2 separate regions of the Mus musculus genome follow, and region 2 is linked to region 1. The links are chromatin loops, found by intact Hi-C in ENCODE. Cell type or tissue: heart. All regions are shown on one strand. Each heading gives the region's core, and the rest is flanking DNA. Links, peaks and the distances in the headings are about the cores only. Region 1 overlaps Stard13 (StAR-related lipid transfer (START) domain containing 13). Region 2 overlaps Stard13 (StAR-related lipid transfer (START) domain containing 13).

What was found. A loop is a pair of places that touch in the nucleus more often than their neighbours do. Peaks named below come from ENCODE experiments on the same cell type or tissue, not always from the same donor. Only the 100,000 strongest peaks of a DNase experiment are listed, where the experiment ranks them.
Region 2: it touches region 1 in a loop (2.4-fold over the local background); 8 of 42 quality-filtered maps call a loop at or near these places.

The regions. Positions count from the first base shown.
Region 1 is chr5:151,050,839-151,062,319 of GRCm38, reverse strand. It overlaps Stard13 (StAR-related lipid transfer (START) domain containing 13), which reads left to right. Exons shown (of 14, transcript NM_146258.2): 5 at 1-24; 6 at 1,399-1,572; 7 at 2,702-2,861; 8 at 9,758-9,956. Among named protein-coding and RNA genes, the nearest start is that of Kl, 100 kb to the right of the region's middle. In heart, for the core only: CTCF peaks have their summits at 5,161 and 6,445 (motif pointing right); DNase peaks (open chromatin) are centred at 4,399 and 5,289; H3K4me3 peaks cover 389 bases; H3K27ac peaks cover 1,226 bases.
Region 2 is chr5:151,129,307-151,140,787 of GRCm38, reverse strand. The region is part of intron 1 of Stard13 (StAR-related lipid transfer (START) domain containing 13); the gene reads left to right. Among named protein-coding and RNA genes, the nearest start is that of Stard13, 55 kb to the left of the region's middle. In heart, for the core only: CTCF peaks have their summits at 3,615 (motif pointing right) and 5,755 (motif pointing right); no DNase peak of the experiment used is centred there.

The DNA.
Region 1 (11,481 bases), core at 2,043-10,042:
GGCCTCTCTGACCAGACCAAACAGGTGGGTCATGTGCTGTTATAAAGTTATGCTGCTTCTGTTTTATAGGCTGTAAGCTGGATTCTATTTACTTTGTTATTACTTTGTATGTGTATGAATGTGTACCTGCATGTATGTATGTACACCATGTGTCTGCAGTACCCTCACAGGTCAGAAGAGGGCATCAGATCCCCTAGACCTGGAATCACAGATGTTTGTGAGCTGCTGTTGTGGATGCTGAGAACCAAACCCAGATCCTATGCAAGAGCACCCAGTGCTTTGAGCCGCTGAACTGCCTCTCCAGCGTCTTTGCTTATTCCCTTAGCAAAGACAGACTGTTTCTATGATCACCTGTGGCTATGCTAAGTAACACATATGGTTAGGAATTATTTCAGCAGAGTTGTTTTTATAGACATGGCCAGAAAGACTGAATCCATGTCAGTACACATTCATCTCTGTGTTTATCCTTTATTTCAAACTTAGTTTTGTTGAAGACAAATCCAAGCAATCAGGCAGGGGCATCACAGACAGCCGTAGTCCAGGCTCTGTGCACACATTTTATTTTTTATTCTGTGCAATAGATCTAAGGTATGTTTATGCTTTGTGTCTGCTCTTTGCTTTTAAGTTACTGCCCCCTAGAAAACGAGCCAAGGAGATCTAACTCACGGAGCCAATAGCACTGTGTGTGTCACTGGGGTACTTGCTGAGGCATTGATGTACTGTAGGATGCATTGGTGTGTCGTCTGTGCCTGTCACCTTCAGATGCCATCTCAGCACAAAGGACAGGGAGGAGGCAGGCACAAAAAGTGGGAAATACTGTAGCACCTCAATGTTTCAAAATATCTCTCACGCTCTCTCTCTCTCTGTCTCCCCCTCTCCCCTTTCCCTTCCTCCCTCTCGCTTTCCCTCCCCTCTCTCCCTCCCTTTCTCCCTTTCTCCCCTCCCTTCCTCCCCCTCCCTCTCCTCCCTCTCTCCTCCCTCTCCTCTCTCTCTTTCTCTCTCCTCTCCCTTCCTCCCTCTCCCTCTGCTCTCTCTCTCTTTTTCTATGCCCCCTCTGCTTTATGTCTCTGTCTCTTTGTCTCACTATCTAGTCCATCTCTCTGTCTCTCCATCTCTCTCACATGTCTCATTCGTGTGTGTGTGTGTGTGTGTGTGTGTGTGTGTGTGTGAATGACTGACTGATATCCCTTATTTAAATCCCAAGTTGAAACAGTCGATGTGCCCCATTCTGGGTCTATACAGCTTGCTAAGTCCACAGCTCTGTCCTTTTTGTTCATTTAGTGCTGGGATTTTTCTTGGCTCAGAAACTCCTAAAGTAGCCATTCTTACCTAAAGGCTAGCTTGAGCTTCCCAGTTACCATCCGCCAGGTGACTGGTAGCCCTGATCATCTGTTTCAGACGACTAAGGTGGAGCAGCTTCCAGCTCTCACACCAGCCCCAGCCGTCTCCAGCCACCCCGCACATCAGCAGCCAGACGGCCGCCCAGCTGAACCTGCTCCAGCGCTTCTCCCTACTTCGTCTTACGGCCATCATGGAGAAGTACTCTATGTCCAACAAGCACGGCTGGACCTGGTACGTAACATGTCTGCAGGGGGTCATGTGTTCAGAGCTAAGTGTGCGCAGTTGCAAAAGACCGCCAGTGTTTATATTTTGGTGTCTGGAGAACGGAGCACTGTCTGAACTACCCTCTCCTGGAAACTATGGAGCCTTCTGCTTGTCATCTGCCCTCTGGGCAGCAGGGGAGGGGAGTGGGGGAGCTGATGAAGCACACAGGAAACATGGCTTTATTTGTAGCTCTCAGCTGGTTTCCAGGGAAGGGAGTCAGGTTCTGAGAAAGAAACGAGGCCAGTAATGAGTGATAAATTGTGTGAACAGGGGAATCAGAAATAAACCTGCCATAAAATATTGCTGGCAGTTTGTAAAGAAACATCTGTCACTTGTACCTTGTGGCCTGGCACAGAATGCACCCTGACAGCATCGACTCACTGATTCTTCAAGTACATTTGTGCTTTCATTGGCGAGTAAAGATGAGATTACGCAGTACAATCTTTGGAATTAAGGGCCCGATAGAGTCAACATTGTATGCCGACCTATTTTGGATAAATGATTGTGTGGTTTGAAAAACGTAAAGTGTTGTGTCATATGATATGTGTAGAAGAATTAATGTTGTGTTTATAAAAATGTTTTCAAAGGTTATAAATTGTACGGTCAAATCAATATATGTAAGTGTGTTAAAACTCCCTTTAAAATGTAGATCTGGCTCTAGAAAACTAAAGACACAGCCAAGAAAATCTGGCTCAACACCCCCACACGCCAACCTCAACCAAATTTGTTCTTCCTCTGGTAAATCTTGCATAGATTTTGTTATTCCCTCCCCCAACTGGGGTGTTTTAAGTGTTCGCTACACAAGAGCTGTTTCAATCATAATTAAATTGAAAACTTGCCCACCACCCCCAACTTGAAAACAGAGAGCCACAAAGACAGTTTTCCAACGTGAATCATGGTGTTTAACAGAAATGACACGTAGGCAAGGGCCACATCTAGAGTGCCACAGACTATGAATGATGTAGGAAAGGTTGAATTCTGCCTTTGCCTCTGAAGTGTTCCAACAGGAGCTTGGCCTCCCTCTCGCTTGCTTCCACAGCCTGTCTGCACAGAGCGCCCCAGGGGCCTTGCATGACCTGGTTTCTGTGAATTCCAGGTCCGTTCCAAAGTTCATGAAGAGGATCAAAGCTCCTGACTACCGAGACAAGGCTGTCTTCGGTGTTCCGCTCATAGTCCACGTTCAGAGAACAGGACAGCCCCTGCCTCAGAGCATCCAACAAGCACTGAGGTATCTACGTAGCAACTGTCTGGATCAGGTAGAGTGGTAAATCCCAAACACGGGCTTGGGGTGAGGGGATGGCAGACTGAGTCGGGCCTGTCTGGTACAAGGCCTAGCCAACCAAGCATAAACAAGCACAGCACAGAGATCTTTAAGGACACAATTTAATGTGGCCCAGATACGTCCCTGTCTAGCTTTTGATGATGTTCCTCCTTAGCTAGTTGAGTGACACCCTGGTTGGTCAAAGGAAATTGCTGTTGATACTTTGTATCTGTAATGTCTAACTTACACTTCCTTGAAATCTGGAAGTAAGCAATTGGTGGCTCTGTATTTTAAATTATTATTCCAGTGCTACTATTCACTCCACAGCGTTATTTTATCAGTTACATTGTTTTGGGGGGAAAATGAATTTAGTTCTATTTCTCCCCTTATTAATTTCTCAAAGCAGCACAACATGCCAAACAGACTTGTTCACATTTTTTTTAATTCACATGTAAAATGTAAAAGGTCCGTCAGCTAACCCACAGAGCCCCTGGCCTCAGAGCTGACAGGGAAGCTCGAGGGAAGGAAACACTCAGATCACTGTGTACCTCCAGGATGGTTTGAGAACCATCATGATGGTAGGCTCTGTGCGAATGAGATCCATCCCATAATATACACAGCTCCTCCCTATTACCAACCATTCCTTTCTTCTGTGCTCTGTCCCAAAATAAGGACCACACTCTCACTCCACAGACTGCCCCCTGGCACAGCCGCGTTTCCAGCTTTTGTTCAGCACACTAGTTGGGGGGGGGGGGGCAACACATCGGTCTTCTCAGTTGTGTTTGTTGATTTGCCCTTGTCTGTGGGCTCAATGGGCCAGAAGGGGCTAAGCTCCATGAACTCAGAGATCTCGGCTCCTGACACTTGCAGAGATATCAAAACACAGCAGGTACTTAAATCACGATGACCCCTCCATGAACTGAGCGCCATTCCCAGGTGTCTTTGGTTAAACCTGGCTAGTGACCTCCTTTGACCTTTATTATCTAGAGAATATACAGATACACATTTTCTTCATATTTTCATGGCTACAGGGCTACTATTTTGGATATTTGGGTAGATGGCTGATTTTGTTTTCTACATAAAACATCTGGCATTTATTGTAGCATTTTGGTAGGGTAAGTCAATGAATCTGGTTGCTGACATGTAATTACTTTCAGTTGCAATTGTACCATGAATACACATACGTATATAAGAATTAGCCTTTTATAGGTGTTTTACTGAGAGACCAGGTCACCAGCAGTAACGGAGAAGACTCGTTTCAGACAGCTATGCTAAATCCTGTTCTCTTGGCCTCGATGTCTCTCACACACACCCAAGGGAGGCAGCATCGACACCCTGGTCCCCACAGGGAACCAGCATCTCCTACAACTAACTTCACTTCTCACAGTTAGAAGGGCTTTTCGTCATTGGTGTGATGCTGACCCTCTGTAGCCCTCATTAATAAACCCACTGTCAAGATCCTGTTGATGACATTGGCCACTGTGTCATGTAGCGCCCTTTCTGTGAGAATGAGAGGAAGAACCCCCCTTGCCCCTGGCTTTGGTCCTTGAGAACCATGTTTCTTTTGGCCCGCTGGCCTGTGTTTTGTATCGCAGACTCCAAGTTCATCTAACTGGGTGTGTTTTCCTCTCTGTAGTGCCTGCTTGAAAGCTCAAAGCCAAATGCATATTCCACTATAGGAAATGTAGATACCTCTTCGGGGCACAAATTCCTTAGTTGTGGCCCTCTTCCCAACTTATTAATCCTTTTTAATTTTTATTTGTTGTTGTAATTTCCCTTTCTGGTCTCTTTCAACTAACCTTTTATAGATCACTACAAGTCTTATTCTTTCTTGAACTAGTTTGGATATAAATAAGTGAATTGCAGTGCCCCTGGATAGAAAACACCACCCCACGCCATGGATTCATAGTGATGTCTGTACTTAAATCACTCCTCTGATTGGTCTCATCTCCCTTCTGCAGCCAAAACTGTAGACATGAAGTCCTAGGAAGAGAAGGGAGTGGACATACCGACCCTCTTCAGCCCCATTAGACTATCTTCTTCCCTGTATCAGTCTCAAAGAGTTCCGTGGTGGGAAAAATGTGTGCAGAGCTCTGTAGGAAAAGGTCCCTGACAGGGACATAGATACTGACAAGCCATATAGCCCGACTGGGGAAGCACTGGTGCTTCTCTTGCGTCATTAAAAAAAAAAGAAGCAGAAACAGCTGTGGGCTGTCCAAAGGAACATAGCTACTGCCTTGTGTATGGCCTTCCCTTTGCATGTCACGTATAGGGGAGTACACAGACAGTGCCTCCGTGTGGCAAAGAGGTGACAGAAGAGCGGGCAACAAGAAAACTAGAGAAGCAGGAAGCCAGGAGAATCGGTAGTGGGGGAAGACTACCCTAGAGATCTACAGCAAACACAAACTAAAGACAAAGAACAGGAGGCGGGGCTAGGAAGGGGAAGGAGGCAGGGCCAGGAAGGGGAAGGGAAACAGAAGTCCTTTCTCTGCCCTGGGTATCCCATTGGAATTGAAATTCACTTCTGCACAGGGCCTTGCACTCTCAACCCAGGATTGTGGGAGACCAGGAATACCACCACCCCCACACATCCTTCCTGTAAGCCACATTCCATGGGAACCATCTTCCAAGACTTCCATGAAGCTCTGACATTGAGCAGAGTGGGAGGTGGGGGTCCCTTCCCTGAAGGCTAAACACTCGAACATCAGCACTCATCAGAAGGCTGTCAAAGCCAGCCAGCAGCACAGAACCCTAAAACATTGCCAGCACTCACTTCCCACACTCCCCAGCATACTGCAGTTTATGTATGAAGAAGTACAGCATATCCATTTTCACCCTCGCAGATGGCTGCAGATGAAGTGAAGAGGTTTAGCCTTCAATTGCCAGCCATTTGTATTCGACATGGTGGCTTGTGAGACCAGCCTTGCTTTGTTGTGTGAGCTTTCACATCTGTCTTAAATCACCCACGCACCGCCGCAGCTCAGGTTATCTCTGGCTACTGATAAATACGAAGCTCCTGCAGTGAAAGGCTAAACCAACACCGCGCACGCGCAGAATCGCTGCCCATAGCACACACTACTTTATGACTCTTGCTTTCTGAATAAAGCCAACCTTTCTTCATTAGCTGAGGCCCATTTCTAAAGAAGAGGAAATGGAAGTCTTGATAAACATCATTAAGCCCTGCAAGGATTAGCATAAACAGGATGCCAGGGAGGAGATTTAATACTATTTAGATGAAATTTGAATTCTAATGCAGCACTCTCGCCCAGCCACTCCTTATAATGGAGCCGCAAGATTTAAAAGCCTAATAATTCTGGGAAGACACTTCATTTCCAGGGGAAGAGTTCTGTAACCTGCCGCCTGCACATCACCTTGTCGGCTGACTACCTGAGACAGGATGAAGGATGATCTGGAACCTTCCACAGAAACTGCTATTTGAGCCCAGGCTTTTAGGTAGCTGGGGATCGAAAACAAAAGGGAAAAAGGGGTGGAAGTAACCCAAAGGAGCACTTGAAACTCAACCTTTGGTCATTCGGCGGGGAGCTCGCAGGCAAGAGAGGTGCTCCTGCAGGGGGCGCTCCTGCAGAGGGTTCTTCATGGCTAAGCACCTTGTGCCTCCTGAGGAGAGCAGTGGAGATTGTAAAGAGCAGGCCTGCGGTGTAAATTCTGGGACCCAGTATAAAATCAAAGAGTACGATTTCTTGTTCATTTCTACTTTCATTTTTCAAAAGGGTTTAGTCATTTTTATCTTAAGTGCATGAGTGTTTTGCCTGCAAGTGTGTCTGTGCGCCACAGTGCATGTCCGGTGTCCACACAGGCCAGAAGAGGGCATCAGAGTCCCTCTAGAACTGGAATTACTGAAGGCCATGAGCTCCCATGTGGGTGCTGGGAGCTGAACCCAGGCACTCTGCAAGCTCCAGCCAGTCCTCATTCATATACGTGTGAGACTCTCAACTCTGACAACAGAGCATTAAACAGACTGAAAGACCCAGGTTACCTCTCAACCACAATGAGTATCAGAACAAACAAAACACTTTCTGTTCTTAGAACAAAGTATCTTAGGTCCAACATGCAAATGTACTGGAAGCTTTGCTACAAAGAAATGGCTATTGGCAATTAGTGTCTTTCACAGTTCAGAGATGGCCTCTCTTAGACTCCACACTACTACATCTTTAGAACTATTGTCTTACTGTGCCCAGTCACTGCTGACTGCCACTTCAGAAACCCAATCCTAAACCGGTCAGGGGTTCCCCACTTCATTCATGGAGAAGCAGCTAAGAGTCAGACAACAGAAACTCCTAAGTTTGTTTGTTCATCACCTCGCTGCTGTCCCTTGGAAGACTGCGTTTCTTGGGCCATTCTTAGGTTCTGTACCTAGAATCTGGTCTGGTTTTTTTAAATCATTTTGTATTTACCAAGCTTAGGAAAGCCCTTTCCTTCTAGGCTTCCAATACAGTCCACAGAACCCAGAGCTGTTTCCCACCTCTCCTGGAAGGTGAGGGTAGAACAGGAGGTTTCTGTCAGAATGAAGCAGAATGAATAGTTTCCCAATGACCCGGCCTGACCCCCTGCAGGCGGCTCAGTCAGAAGGCTCAGAGCCTGCAGCTAGAAAGCCCCAGATAGATTTGAAATAATAAAGATCACAGTGTTTTCCAAAAGAAGAAACTTGAGATCTGAACAATTCAAAGAAGGCGCCCATCCAGGATGTACACATGTACAGACTCACAAAGAGCCACAGGACACAGTGGGCCAACGGAGTGGGCTGGGCAGTACAACTAAAACATCCCTTTTGTAGACTCTCTTCCATGCTCCTCTGCTTGGGGGGGGGGGGGGGGTTGGGAAAGGGGGAAGAATTCCTTTCAAATGACATAAATAGTTGTGAATCACACTTAAGAATACACCCTCGGGGCACTGTGACCCAGTGCAGCACAGCTCTGAGGTATACACAGTCTGGAGCCTCCTTCCAGAAGTACGGATGTAAACAAACTGAAGCTGTATCCCCTTTCAATAAGCACCTGCCTCGCAGCTTGACTTCTTTCTTCCTTTCTCTTTTCCTGTCCTTTTAACAATGCCTACTTTCTTCCTGTGCACTGTGATGCAATTTGAAATACTTGCCAGATCGGGGAAAATAAATGTTCTTAAGACTGGTTGTGGAGAATCACCCAAATATAGCTAAACGTGGCATTTTCTAGACACTGCAGACTTGGAATGAAGTAACTAACACATTAAGTAGCAATCTGCCTGGATATCTTGATCTGTGGAATTCAGTGATAAGCCCAGGAATGCAAAGAGCTTTTCTTGAGAATTCTGTTCTTATGACCACAGAATGTACCCGTGTTTAATTTCCCCTGTGATCTATGCAGCTGACATGTACAGACTCCAACTGTCCTCTAATGGCTTGGAATTCTCCCCATGTTCCTGTAGTTTTTTTTTTTTTTCTTTTCTCTTTTTTTTTTCCCAAGTTAAGGTTGCTTTCATCTATAGCAACAAGCAAGAGACACCAGGGCATGGCAACCATACACATGTATTTCTCTGGGTATCTATGAGAAAGAGAAATGACCACTGGCCACTGATTACTGGTCTGGCTACTCAGAAACATTCCACCTTGCTCTTAAAGAAGTGAGCTAATCTGTATGCCACTGGGGAGCGAGGAGAGTGGAGAGCAGAAACTCAAAGTCTGGGTGTCGAGAACATGGTGCCTTGATATTGAGGCCCAGGATCCCAGGAAACCTCAGCTGTGGTTTGGATAGGGCAAGTCCTGGGTGAGAGGGCGCTAGAGGTGCTGAACCTAACCTACGCGTTCATTGTTCAACTCACTCATCCCTCTTTGGGTCCTTATTGCTCTGTTAGGAAGCAGTCAAACTGCTAAAAGTGAGAGGTTGGGATGGGGTGTAGGAAAAGGGTCTGGGATCTCAATAAGATAGCCACATACTCCATAGTAGGCAAGGTGACAAGGAAAGAAAGTTACTTCTGCTGGAGCATTTACAGCTACACTGAAATGGGCACAGTGTTCCCATGCCTCACTGTCAGTAAGAGATCAGCCTCACATTCTTACGCCACCGGCTGGTTTAAACCAGTACAGCTGATGAGCAGAGCACAAATCCAACCTCGAGCACATACTTGTGTTTCCTCAAGTGCTGACCCTGGAGGAACTGGAATTTCTACCAAGCGTCTTCTTCTTCATACTTTTTAAAAAATAGAAGCTTCTCTTCCCTCACAGGACATTTCTTTTAAATTTTCCCACATACGGTACTATCTATAAAAGGCCACCCAGGAGGGAGTCATGTTCCTCCCCAACTGATCATGTAAAGTTCCGGCAGAATGTGAGAAACACACATTGCAGGTGCCACATATTCCAAAGAAAGGAAATCAAATGAGACGCTCAGAATACAGGCTTATACGATTTTGTTTTAGGAGCCATTCCCCAAAGGGATACTTCCAGTCTCTAAACACATTATTTTGATTAAATCTCCCATAGTGGGGTAGAGGGAAACCTATATCAAAATTCTCCCATGAAAGTTCAAATGTTAAAAGACAGGGAAGTTTTTCCCTTCTCTGCTCACTAATGACTCCTAGAATAAGAATGCTTTCTATGGATACTTGTTGAAAAATAAATAAATAAAATTACACCATCTGCTATCACAAGAGTTTCCACTGTAGTTCTGTGGGGTGGGATATCATCCACATCTCTCTTTGATATGAAAGGGAACCAATACTTGACTGTTACCTAAAGTAGCTATCCTAGAAATTCAGAATTATTGAGCTAGGATAGACTCCCAGCTCCCCAAGTCCTGGCCCCAGGCTACCTCTTCACAGCCAAAATTCCTACCCCAAGAAGTTGTGAGGAAAAAGGAGACCCAGCTTATGACGTTTCCCTGTGGCTCATTGCAGGTGGGTCTTTTCCGCAAGTCAGGAGTGAAGTCTCGAATCCATGCCCTCCGTCAGATGAATGAGAACTTCCCTGACAATGTGAGCTATGAAGACCAGTCTGCATACGACGTGGCAGATATGGTGAAGCAGTTCTTCCGGGACCTCCCTGAGCCCCTGTTCACCAACAAGCTCAGCGAGACCTTCCTCCACATCTATCAGTGTAAGTACCAATAAAACAGTGTAACAGCTGTCAAAAGGATAGTATTTCAAAGATTCATTTACTATGTCTGCATGAGTGTATATGCACCACATGCATGCAGTACCCAGAGAAGCCAGAAGAGGATGTCAGATGCATTGGAACTAGAGTTACCCATGTTTGTGAGCCACCATGTGGGGAGCTGGGAACTGAACTATGCTCCTCTGTGAAAACAGTCAACACATTTAGCTGCTGAGCCACATCCCCAGCCCTGCAAAAGATGGAATTTTAATTATACAAGTAATCCATGAATCTGTGAAGAAGTGTATAAAAGTGACAGATCTACCTCTTCAGAAATATCCATTGCTCAGTTTGCTATGGACATCTCTGTGTCATTCTTTTTATGTGTCTGAAAATACCTTCTCAATATTAATATATGCCTACTTTTTTTATAATCTCAAGCTAATTTCCAGTGCACTAATTATTCTAATATATTTAAAGCATAAAAGGATCCAATAGAATTTAGTGTGTGAGTGTGTGTTAAACCTGCCTTACTCTTTTGAAAGATAAACATTCAATTTGATACAAAATTTGATAGAAGATTCAGATTCAAATGTAATATAAGGCTGAAAGTGAGCAGGAAAGCAGATACAACATTTCAACCAGCGAAATGAAGCAAATCAAATCAAGGTCACACCTTCATTCGACTAACTCATATTTTCATCTGGAAGATTTTAAGTGATGTTAAATCAGTAGTTCTTCAGAAAGCCACTATAGCTAAAGTAGTAATGAGAAGAGCAATTGATTTAAAAGCCCATTCTGCTAAATGTAGTTATAAAGGCAGACGTTAGGAATGAGCATGCAGGTCTTTTTTCTAAGGGATAATGATGTCATTACAAATTGGCAATCAGCTTCATGGCCCAAGTATCAGTTCTTAGGGGGGAATTACTCCAGTCCACAGACTTTGATTTTTGCATCAAAATATGGCTCAACGGGGCCATGAGATGGAATTGATCCAGTCTGAAGACCCCTACTGTAGAGACTCTGTACCAAATGTGTTTAAGAAGTGTATAATAGTACAAATTCAGAGAGTGCTTTAAGTGCTACCTGTGAAAACAGAATAAAGGGCTGACACACTAAATGAATATGATTTTGTCAGAGTGAATAGACTAAGCTGAATTAATGATAGTGGATCCTAGAGCCCCAAAGAATGTCTTCAGTGGTGCTGCTGAGAGAGAGAAGCTCTGTTTTCCAGTGGATATGAATGCTTACATTTAAGCTGACACTATATATGGCTAAAGCCAAGTTATTTCCAAGACACAAATACCTTTTTGGCTCTTGCCTAAACATACAACCAAGAAGCCAGATCAAAGCAGGACTTCATTTTATCTGCACAAACCTTAACAGAGCGGGGCTGTGCTAGGTGCTGCAAGCTTAGACTATGTGACACCCACTGTCTGTTCTTAGGGATCTTAGACTAGGGGTGGATGAGACAGGACCATAAATGACTAGGATACAGGAACGTAACAAGGGTTACGAGGACAGATCT
Region 2 (11,481 bases), core at 1,407-9,406, 79 kb before region 1:
ACGTCTGTGTGTCTGTGTGTCTGTGCATGCGCTCAGGTATCCTTGGAGGCCAGAAGAGGGCATGGGGTCTCTTGGAACTGAAGTTAAAAGCAGTTGTCCGGTGGGCACTGGAAACTGAACTCAGGTCCTCTGGAAGAGCATCGTTTGAAAGAAAATGCCCAAGTCTTCAGGGAAAGCAGCCAGTGCTCTTAAACTCTGTACCTTCTCTGTAGCCCACACATCTCATGTTCAGGGTGGAAGTCCACCTACAGCATCCTCACTTCCTCTGCTTGCCTCCTTCCTCCATGGCTACTTCAAACTTAAAATGAGATTAAAGGCTCACGTTAACTGTTTGATGGTGGTTGTGATTGATTGAAAGCTTATCTGAAACTTAAAATGAAGTGTTCTTCCTTAGCATCAGGCAAGAATAAGATGTCAAGCAACTCTGCTGTTGATAAAGTTGTTTGAATAATGGAATGCTGGCATCCCATATGCATCAGAAGCCATCCTCTCTTTTATTTATTTCAATTGTATGTGTCTGTATGTTTACCTGCATGGAAGCCTGTGTACCGTGTGTGTGTGTGTGTGTGTGTGTGTGTGTGTGTGTGTGTGTGTGGGCGGGCGCGCGCGTGCGTGTGCCTAGTATCTGGGGAGCCCAGAAGAAGGTGTCAGATCTCTTAGAACTAGAATTAAAGATGGTTGTGAGCTACCATATGGATGCTGGGAACTGAACCCAGGTCCTCTGTAAGAGCAGCCAGTGCTCTTAACCACACAGACATCTCACCAGCCCTTTAATGTCTTTTCTCATAGCTCTGATGGCTGGAAGACTGATCTGGGCAGTCAGCATGGTGTAATTCTGGCAAGGGTCTCACAGCCAGTTAACCCACTGGCTCATTGGTGGATTAATCTACCCCTTCAGCCCCCACTCCTTTCACCACCCAACACTGCTACTCTGGGGGCCAAGTATTGAACAAATGAAATTTGGAGAACAAATAACTTGAGTAGCTGTCTACCCAAAAAAATCAAAAGTCCAATAAACTACATCTTTACACTTAACTCAGAAAGACAGGTTTAAAAGAAATGGACAGACAGGATGGTTCTTTATATTTTATATACACTGTATTACAGTCTGTGGTACTATTATTTCCTGAAGGAGCAGTTATAGTCAAGCTGGCTCTACTACAACTTTCCTTGGACTGTGGCAAGATTGGTTTTGGGATGGCCCTGCGACTCTGACTGTTAAAAATAGAAGTGAGTGAGTTCTCATCCAGAGATCTAAGAGCTTGTGTATAACTGCTGTGTTCCATTCTCATTGTTACCGAGGCTACTACGATGAAGTCTGTTTCCACAACTGTAGTCAGCCTGGAAGGAATGAAGACAGTCTAAAGAGATACTTGCATCTCTCATTCTATCTGTCTATTGAAAAAATGGAATCCAAAACAAATGGGAATTTCCCCAGGAATCTCCTGATGGAAGAAGAAAAAGGCCCCTGCCAGAGGGAACTTACTTTCCTGAAACAGATGAGACTAGAGCCCAGACAAGGATGGGTCAATGGGGGATGGGACCACACCTTGATTAGATGTGTTTATCCTTGGCCTCCATTTAAACTGTAATTTCACTTTAGAATGGATTTGGGGAATTCTCTGAATTTCTTTGTCATGCTTTCCAATATGGCTACATTGAATAAGTCTTTCTCTGTCTCTCTGTCTCTCTCTCTTTCTCCTCCTCCTCCTCCTCCTCCTTTCTTTTTTTAATTGGCTTACTGAGAACAGGTGGCTGAACCTGTCTTGGGGCACAGCTTGCAAACCCCAATGCTCCTCCTCCCTCCCAAGTTTGATGACACTATGAAGGACTAAGATGGGCCATGTTCTACCGCCAGTCTTTGGTGAACATACGGAGAAGTATGCTCTCATTGTGTTAGCTGCTAAGATTTGGGACTAATTTGTTACTGAACCATAACTTGGCCTGTCATAATAGAAAATATAAAAAGATAGAACTGTTTCCAAGATCTAAGTCAGAGGGAAAAAATATGATGGCATCTGCAAAACCTAGAAAACCTAAAGCATTATCTCCACCCCATGAGCAAACAATATTATTCATCTTTGTTTCCATCCATGGTGTCTAGGTTACATTCAGACAACTGGTCAACCAACATCCTCCGCTTTAGGACTATATATGTTATCGTATATAACCATTAATGTTTCTCCCTACCAGGAACTCAAATAGACTTTGGATCACACAATCATATTTCCCCAGAGAAATATGGTGGGGTCAACCAAGCCTATGGGGGGGGCACACTTTGGCTCAACTGTCTCTATAGACATCACTGAGCAAACTTTAAATCTATAAAATGTTTAACTTTAAGAAAATTACTGGTGCACATCTAATCACTATCTGATATCCCCAGGCACTCTCTAAGTGCTTAGATGTGTGAACTCGTTCACTCCAACTTATATGACGAAAGCATTACCGCTACCCCCCTTTGTAGGGAATACACAAGGAACATTGCCCATACTTGTGAAGGCCAGATGTAAGCATAAGTGAGGAGACCGAGAACTACACTGTTAACTTTTCTAGATGGAAGCTTGAAAGACATGTACCACAGACGAGCTCCTGAAATGTCTGGGCTGTCTTCACCTTTGCTGTATGATAGCAATGTGAAACATCACAGCCGAGAAGGCAGGGTCAGAGCTCAATGTTGCCAGGCACTTTCTGAACTTCTGTCCTCAGATAACTTAATATCTCGCTCCAGACTCTCAATGCTGCCAGTAAGTGCTGTGTAATCAAGGACGAGCTGGATGACTTCCACCAAGGGTTTTTTTTTTTTTTTTTTTTTTTTTTTTATAAGCTATCAGATCTGAACTTAATTAATCTACAGCCTGTTTTCAGAAATGAGATTCTCTAGTAATCCCAAGAAGAAAATGGTTTCCTTTCCCCTGTTTCCTATGAAAGTTATTATATTTACCAATCATTTAATTTATCAGTGTTTCACAGGCCAGTGACCAACATGAAATTAATCCTGTCTTAGGAAGACTGGGCCTGGGAACAAGGAACAAATTATAGCAGATAGAACAGGGGCTGTGTGGGGGGGGGTTTCTTTGTTTGTTTGTTTGTTTGTTTGTTTGTTTTTTGTTTTGTTTTGTTTTTTAGAGTACCAAAGGCGTTTTCCCTGTGATATTATCCATTACCAAAGAAGAGTGCAGAACATTTTGCTGGTTGCTAAGAATTTCAATGGGCTGAGAATTTTTAGGGCCTTGCTATTTATATGTATGGAGACAGCACAGATGGCTGCCTTCTCCCTTCTTTATCTGTAATACAGATCTATGAAGACGAAGGAAAACAGGAACACCATAGAAATGAACAGAAGTGGGACCAGAAAAGGGCAGCAGAAGATGCCCTGGAAATGTTCTGCATCTGTTAGTGCTCCCTGAACATAAACAAGGTGCTCATGTGGAGCTGACGGTCTGAGACTCAGAAGGGTCTGGTCTCTGGTTTCCGTCTTGAAATACTTAAAGTTTTTATTAGTTGCAGCAAAATACAGGAAACCCTCTCCTCCGTGTTCTTGTAAAGATTTCATTTTTTATTTTATTCATGTGTATGTCTGTGCATAATGTGCATGTGGTGCTCAGGGGGACCAGAAGAGGGAGTCAGATCCCATGGAATCAGAGTTACAGATGGTTGAGTTACCATGTGGGCACTGGGAACTGAACTCAGGTTCTTTGCAAGAGTAGCTCTTAACTGCTGAGCCATTTCTCCAGCTCTAATTCCAGCGTGTATAACAATGTCTTTCATTGCTGGCTTACAAAGTGCAGATACATTGGTTTTGGGGCAAACTGCTCTCCTCATGACACATGGGAGGCCCAAAAGAGAAAAAGGAGTCTCCCTCAAGGATGTGTCCACAATTGTGTAACATCCTCCAACTAGGCTGCACCTCTCAAGAGTCCCATCATCTCCCAAGCATCCTACCAGCACAGACAAAACCTCTACTATACTGATCTTTGAGAATTCTGATCTAAACCATGTCTAGTGAAGGTAAGCCAGGCTGGGACAAGCAGGTCATGCCATGAACCCAGGAGTCCTTCCATGAAAGCAAGACTCAGGTGGCCAGATCTGCAGGTGCCGTGCTGAGTGTCTTTTCTCTTTCTCCAGAACACTCGCTCTGTGACTGTATTCCCTGCCTGCTCTCCTCTGAGCTGGGCAAAGTGTTTTTAAGTCATTATAAACAGTACTGATTTGCAAGAAGCAATAGCCTGTGTGTCTCAAGGGAAAAGTCTACAGTCAAAAAACCCAATGCTTCATAAAAAAAAGGCTTTACAGTGATCTTGTTCCCCTGCAAACAAGGCTCTACCCTGCTGGAGGCTCCTACTTCTCTGAGCGGATCTCTGGCTCCTGACAGTGGGGACCACCTTGGAACTCAAACTCTCTGAGGTGTTCAGAAACACAACTCATTTTTTAAGCTTTCAAGCTCTGCGGCCTTAGCCATTATAGCAGAAGGAAAGAGTGTGTGCAAAGTTATGGAAAAGAAAAAAGCTAAAGCTTGTGGTATGTTCTGAAGTCACTGGAGGGTCGTGGGAGCACGCAGATGCTTCTGTCACTCAGCGCTGATGTTCTGCCTTTGAACTACTAGGGCATTACAGGAGAGAAGCTAATCTTTTGTGGCCAGCACAGCTTGCCTGTGTTGATAAGTGTGATTAACAACACTAAAGTCAAATACATTAGCAAATGCCTTATAGCTGCCAGGAACGCTCATGGCCACCCACGCTTCACAGCTAAATAAGAAACACAAGTTTCAGGAGCCTGGGATTCCTAGATCTGCTGTATGTACATGCCTTCAGCTTTGATTTTCAAGTTGGTTTCAATCAAATCGGAGAGCGCTATTGTTAGAAAGCAGCTACATATAAACTGCCACATGAGGAATGTGCTTTTTTTTTTTTTGTTTGCTTGTTTGTTTGTTTGTGAGAGATGCTTGCTTGATTTTCAGAATCTTCTACGGAATCTGCAGGCTTCTCTAAATTTAAAAGTAGATTTTTAAAAAAAATCTAGAAACTTCTTTACACAACCCAGTGCTTGAGCCTAACCCTCAACCAGAAGTCAAAAGTCAAAGGCTCTCTAGTGGTGAAGCAATAAGTCAGTCAGTGTTCCCAGCAATGGAAAGGGCCCAGCTTGCCCAGGGAGCACCCTGAACCATGTGACCAGAGGCTTTGTTCTTTCTTAACTGAACCTTCATTGGCATGTTAGCTAAAGCAGGCCCTGTGCTTGAGGTGATAGCAGAATTTGTCTTTCTCTGCCCAAGATAAAGGATATCCCTATTAAAATCTTGAAGGGATATAAAATTCAATTCTTACAAGTCCTGGGTCACTAGAGAGTAAGGGAGGAGAGGAGTAGACAGAGTTAGAACCGGGGTGATTGTACATGAAGGGAAGGGTGCAGGTTCCAGGAGGGGTTGATCCTGTCTTTGCCTTAAACACATGAGACTGGCTTGCCCAGGCAGGGAATTTACACTTTCTGCCTCGCCGTGGACTTTCCCTGTTTTGCATGGCTGAATGCCAGAGCTCCAAGTGCACTCCCCACTACGAGGCACCTAAAAGAAACGAAAAGCCAGCTCCACGAAGCACTAGATGTGTACGAGAAAAGCTGACTTGATGGACAGATTCTGTGTGTTTGTTTGTTTGTTTGTTTTTAATCATTATATATACTTTAGGGTCTTTTGAAATGGAAAAACTTTTTATATTAATTTCATGTATGTGAATGTTTGGCTGCCTGTATGTATATATGTATGTATGTTTCTATATTATATGCATGCAGTGTCTGAGGAGGCCAGAAGAGGGCGTTGGACACCCCCCCCCCCCCGAAACTGAAGTTATAGATGGTTTTGAACCACGGTGTGGGTACTAGGAACTGAACTAAGGTCTTCTGGAAGAGCAGCCTGTGCTTTTAACTGTTGAGCCATCTCTTCAACCCCATGAAGTCATTCGTGTACCACAGAGTTTCATTTTCTGACTTTCCATATATACTAGTTAGTTTAGTTGATTCAAGCTAGAGTCGTTTGGAGGGAAGGAAATAATAGTTGAGAAAATGCTGCCACTAGATTTGTCTGTGGTGTGTTTTCATGATCGATGACTGATGTAGGAGGGCCTAGCCCACTGTGGACAGAATGACACCAAGGCAAGAGGTCCTGAGTTGTGTGGGAAAATATTCTAAGCAAGTCATGGGGAACAAGCCAGTGGGCCGCATTTTCCCATGGCCTCTGATCAAGTTCCTGCCTCTAGGTTCTTGCCCTGGCTTCCCTCAGTAATGGACTTACAAGCTATAAGGTGAAATAGACACTCTCCTCCCCGGATTGCTTTTGGTCATAGCCTTTTATCTCAGCAACAGAAACCTAAGACACTGTACCACTACCCAAAGCAGTTGATATTTTGCTGACAAGATTATTTTCAACATGTCGCCCCCTTTCTTTCTGGGTACTCTAAGCCAGCTTACACTGTGTAGTTTGTGGACTTTTACACATATATTATAATAGAAGACATATGTGTCCAATGGAACGTCCTGCAGAGACACAAAACAGCATTGAGAAAGAAAGAAATTTAGTAATGGGAAGGATGGGAAAGCTTGTTTTATGAGTTGAGGAAGGTAAAACACTGACCGTGGGATCTAGGGAGCTGGTCTTTGGAGCACTCTGTTGGCGTGGCTTTGCTTGGTTTTGAACGTTCCGTGACATGCATGGCATGCTACCGAAGTGTGTCTGGTAACACACCTCACCTGGTTCTGCGACCCTAAGAACCACAAGCTGCGACCTGAAGATAGCTTTCAAGATCCTGGAGAGTATGGGAAGTCCCCCAGGCGCCACCTGTGCACATTCCCACCAGCCCGCTGTTCCTGCAGGGCCTAGGTAAACGATCATGGGGTGCCGGCCTCTGGCACACCCCAGCTTTCAGTCGTCACAGCTCTTGGCCTCCATGACCGTAAACAGGACTTGTGACAGTAGAAGACAGCATGTCACATATGGAGAGTAAATGAACAGACGGGTGCTTGTGTATGCGTCTGAGTACTCCCTCAGTCACTGTCTGACCCACTAGGAGATGGGTCAACTGGAGAACAGCACAAGTGTTAAATTACCAGCTTTGGGTGGGATACCACTCCACAGAGGCACAGGCCTGTTTCTAATGGCATTCGGGAGCAACACTACCTCCTTGGCCTGGATTTCCAAGACCCACACTTCAGACTAGGGTAGGTGCTTAGTATCCACAGATCTAAGCTGTGAGCTCGCTTATTTGTTTATCTGAAAAACTCGGAGATACATTGTTCAAAAAACAGAATAAGGCTGAGAACAATAAAAACAAAAACACAAAAACAAAAACAAAAACAAAAACAAAAAAACAACAACCAGATCTCATTTAGGTGGGAAAGAATTCTCTGATAGGCATATAACATGGTTATATATGTGTGAATGTGTATATACGTATATATTTTACATGCATAAAATATGTGTGTTTATATGGGATATCAAGACTCAGCTGTGTGTTTATGTGTAACAAATTCAAGGCATACCAAATTCGTTTGGGGGAAATCATGCAACTAGTAGTTGTAAATAATAAAAATGGTCTGTTAAATTTTTAGTCTGTATTCCGAGGTATTGAGAATTTAAAATGAGTGTTATTTTAAAATTTTGAACATTGAATGTATTATTTTCATTTTAAGACATTCTAAAGAAATATTTCAAATATTGTTTTGTCAGTTTTTTAAATGTGCCTGATGTTCTTTGAAGATAAAAAATAACTCATTAAAAATGAACACTCCATCCTATAGGAGAACTATATATCTTTACATTTAATTATACCCATAGACTATAACAGAGATGTGTGTTATATTTCTAGCATTTGTTTTATTTCTAATTCATTAATTACTTAGCATCTAAAAATCTAATTGTGATCAAAATTAACATCACCTCTTTGGGCTCTCTGGTCAAGCAAAATGGAACTTTTCCTGGCTTTCTTCAATATCACGTGGGTTTCATGTCCCTTCTGTCTAGTAATGAACTAAAGTGACCAACCTGGTCTCACACAGTTGGCCATGAAGAAGTGGTAAGGGTCAGCTACTCCCTTGGAAACCTCACAACCAAATCATACAGATACCCAACAGGTCCAAATCCCTCCACACATACAATGACTTCACTTGTTTACTTGACACAGGATCTTACTCTATAGCGCAGGCTAGTCTAGAGCTCTCTTTGTAGCCCAGGCTGCCCTGAAACTCACTTTGTAGCCTTGCTGGTCTGGAACCTGTAGCAACCCCACCTCGGTTTCCCATGAGCTACCACCGTGGGCTGATTCAGGCAGTACTTAAGCAACCGGGACTGTTATAGCTCATTATCGGGCCATGTGAGGTCCTGGGCTTGATCACCAGCACTGGTAAATTCATAAATAAACACATACCAAATCAGTTCCTATGAACTGTGTGCAGACTTAAAGATGCCCCAGCTGTTTGCTTTCCTTTTAGATGTTTCAACCACAGCTGGAGGCCAACGCCGAGATCCCAGCAGCAGATTCTATTACCCTGGTAGACAGGATCTCAAGCAAGCAGAGTCCCTTGGACCTCAGGGCTGGGCAAAGACCATTAGATTTAGACAAAGTCATGATGGTGACCATCAAACAGGCAAAGACTTCCCTGGACTTTCACATTGCAGTGTGTAGAATTATTTAATGCCAGCCAGGGGTTTCTACCCCACCTTTGGTATTTAAGTTCCCGGATGAAAGACACACACAGCCTTTATACTTACAATAAGCCTTAAACAGCACACTAGCCAGGCGGCTGCCTACCCTCCATGTTGTTAGAATCCATTTCCCTATCGATAACCCTTGAGTTATACTTATTATTTACTGTTTCATCTGGGCTGCTCTTAACTCCTTCCAGCCAGTCCTCAGGGCTATGTTTTTGTGGCTCACCTAACCCATGGTGGCTTCTTCTTCCTCCTCTTAACCAATTGAGGTTTCTCCTTGTCATCTCCTCTGCTACCAAACCCGTGTATCCTAAACCCCACCAGTGTCTCTTCTGCCCAGATATTGGCTGTTGGCATCTTTATTTACCAATTAGAAATGACTTGGGGGCAAGGTTACTCAGTGCCTACATGCATGCAGACTCACTGGTCTTTGGGGGCCCAAAATTAGCATTAGAATACAAGCAGCATTAGGCCAACCCACTACACTGCAGTATTTTTAGCTAGTCAATAATCTGAATACTCCAGTTCTACTCAGCACACTCTTAGTAGTCAAGCTTTCTGCCCATCAAAATCCATTTCTGAAGCTCTGAATCTGGGTGTATGGGGGAGGGAGAAAGGGGGAGGGGGAGCTGTTTATAGAGAGATGGTAACAGCAATACTGGCAACACCCTCCTATCGAGTACAGATTTCCAACTATAGAATGAGTTGCCAACTTGGAACCCTTGGTTAGATGTGCCCTGTATCCTAAGTGAGACTAACGTAACTTGAGATTGCAGGTGTTCAGACATTTAAAGATAGTTACCGGCAAGCACTGCAATCAGCTGTTCCTATAGAAAATTCTTAGGTTTGTAAAAAAAAAAAATATAGCTTGAATCCAATTCAGTCTTTTTGGTCCTAAGTAATGTTTTCAAGATGCTGCTAGTGGTGTGACAAACAGCAGGTATTGGAAGTGTTAGCCAAGCTCTGTTGTGAGCACTTTCTGTATAATAGCCTACTTATCATGTGCGACAGCCCTTCCAGGGCCACTGTTGTTATCCCACTCACAGAGATCACAAGTCACTTGTCCAGAGTCACAGGACTTGCCTTGCTTCCTGTGACTTCGCCCCAGCCCCTCCTTCTGGTCCATCCTTCTCCATCAAGCATAAATGACTTCTGGGTTCTCCTGTTCCCCACCAGAGTCGCTGTCTCTCTTCAGCCCTCTCTGCTCTCTTTCTATCCCTCAATGTTCCCATATCTTGCTTTTAGATAGCAGCAGTTTAACATCTGTAATTCAGACATCCAAAATCTAAACGCTCTTCAGTGCCACTGATAGAAAGTTCCACACCGTGAAACTTTGTCTCCAGCACAAAACTATCAGAAGGATTACATAAAAAATAGAGGCCACGGGTATGATGAGTATATGAGACATAAATGAAATTTGTATTTAGACTTGGGTCCCATACACAGGATATCTCATGAAAAACATATACAAGTACTTTAAAATCTGAAACAGCACTGTGCAAAGATACTGGGTAGCAGCATATGTCCTTGTGAACTGGCTGTTGTCGAGAGCTGGAGGCACCCATCCTCAGTGGTGAGTAGTATATGTGCTTTGTACGTTGTAACAGTAGAGAGGTATCGGTCAGAAAATTCTCTTATTCTAGATGAGAGTAGCCCTTCAGATGAGGAGCAAGACAGACACATTTTGAGTTCTGATAAAAGTAGATGTGGAGCTTCCCAACATCTTTTTTTTTTTTTAAGATTTATTTATTTATTTTATATTATATGTGAGTATGTTGTCGTTGTCTTCAGAAACACCAGAAGAGATCATCAGATCCCATTACAGATGGTTGTGACCCAACATGTGGTTCCTGGGAATTGAACTCAGGACCTCTGGAAGAGCAACTAGCTAGTGTTCTTAAGGGCTGAGCCATCTCTCCAGCCCTCCCAAGGTCTTTTGACAAGAACATAGACAGCGTTGGAGTGAGGTGCCATACAGGGTAGGCAGCAGGAACCCCCCTATTTCCTCTGCTTCCTCTTAGCCTGGAATACACAGCTGTGCAGCCAGATTTCCAGCACACGGCCCTGGTGTAGGAGGGACCCCTTGACTCAGAAACTTGCTTCTTGCTAGCCACAACAAGCAAGGGCTTGCAACTCCATTTAGGGGCATTTACCCAAAAGGCACATGTGTTTCCATTCAAGGGATGTTTACAAACACCCTGGTTCTTGACTCAGTCCCAGTCAGCTGGATGACTTTCTCCAAGAGGAAGTGGGAAAGGGAGGGACTGGGGTGAGGAGAGAGTGGATCAGATCAGGGATCTAGGGACAAATCTTGTCTTCTTCCTTTCCAGTGAAGAAGCTACTCAGCCTACTTGACGTAGCTGGTATTCTAGCTTCAAGCCAACGTCTTCACAGTAGCCCACACTCCAACGCTTAGAGTCAGAGGTCCCTATCTAACCTGATGTTGAGTCCACTCAGGACCAGATGTGTATCTCTGCCTATACTGGGCTTCCTAGACACAATGGCTCCAGGATTCCACTGAGGAGAATTGAAGGGAAACCGAGGTACCAAAAGTGTATTACCCAGGGCCAGGAAGATGGCTCAGTTGATAAAAGTATTGGACTTGCAATCACAAGGACCTAACTTCAAGTCCCAGAACCCACGTTAAAAAATCTGGGCATGGTATCCATTTTTAATCCCAGCATGGGGGAAGCAGAGATATATAGATCTCTGGGACCTATTGGCCAGGTAGCCTAGTCTACTTGGGAGATTCCAGGTCAATGAGAGATGTTTTCTCCAAAAAGTAA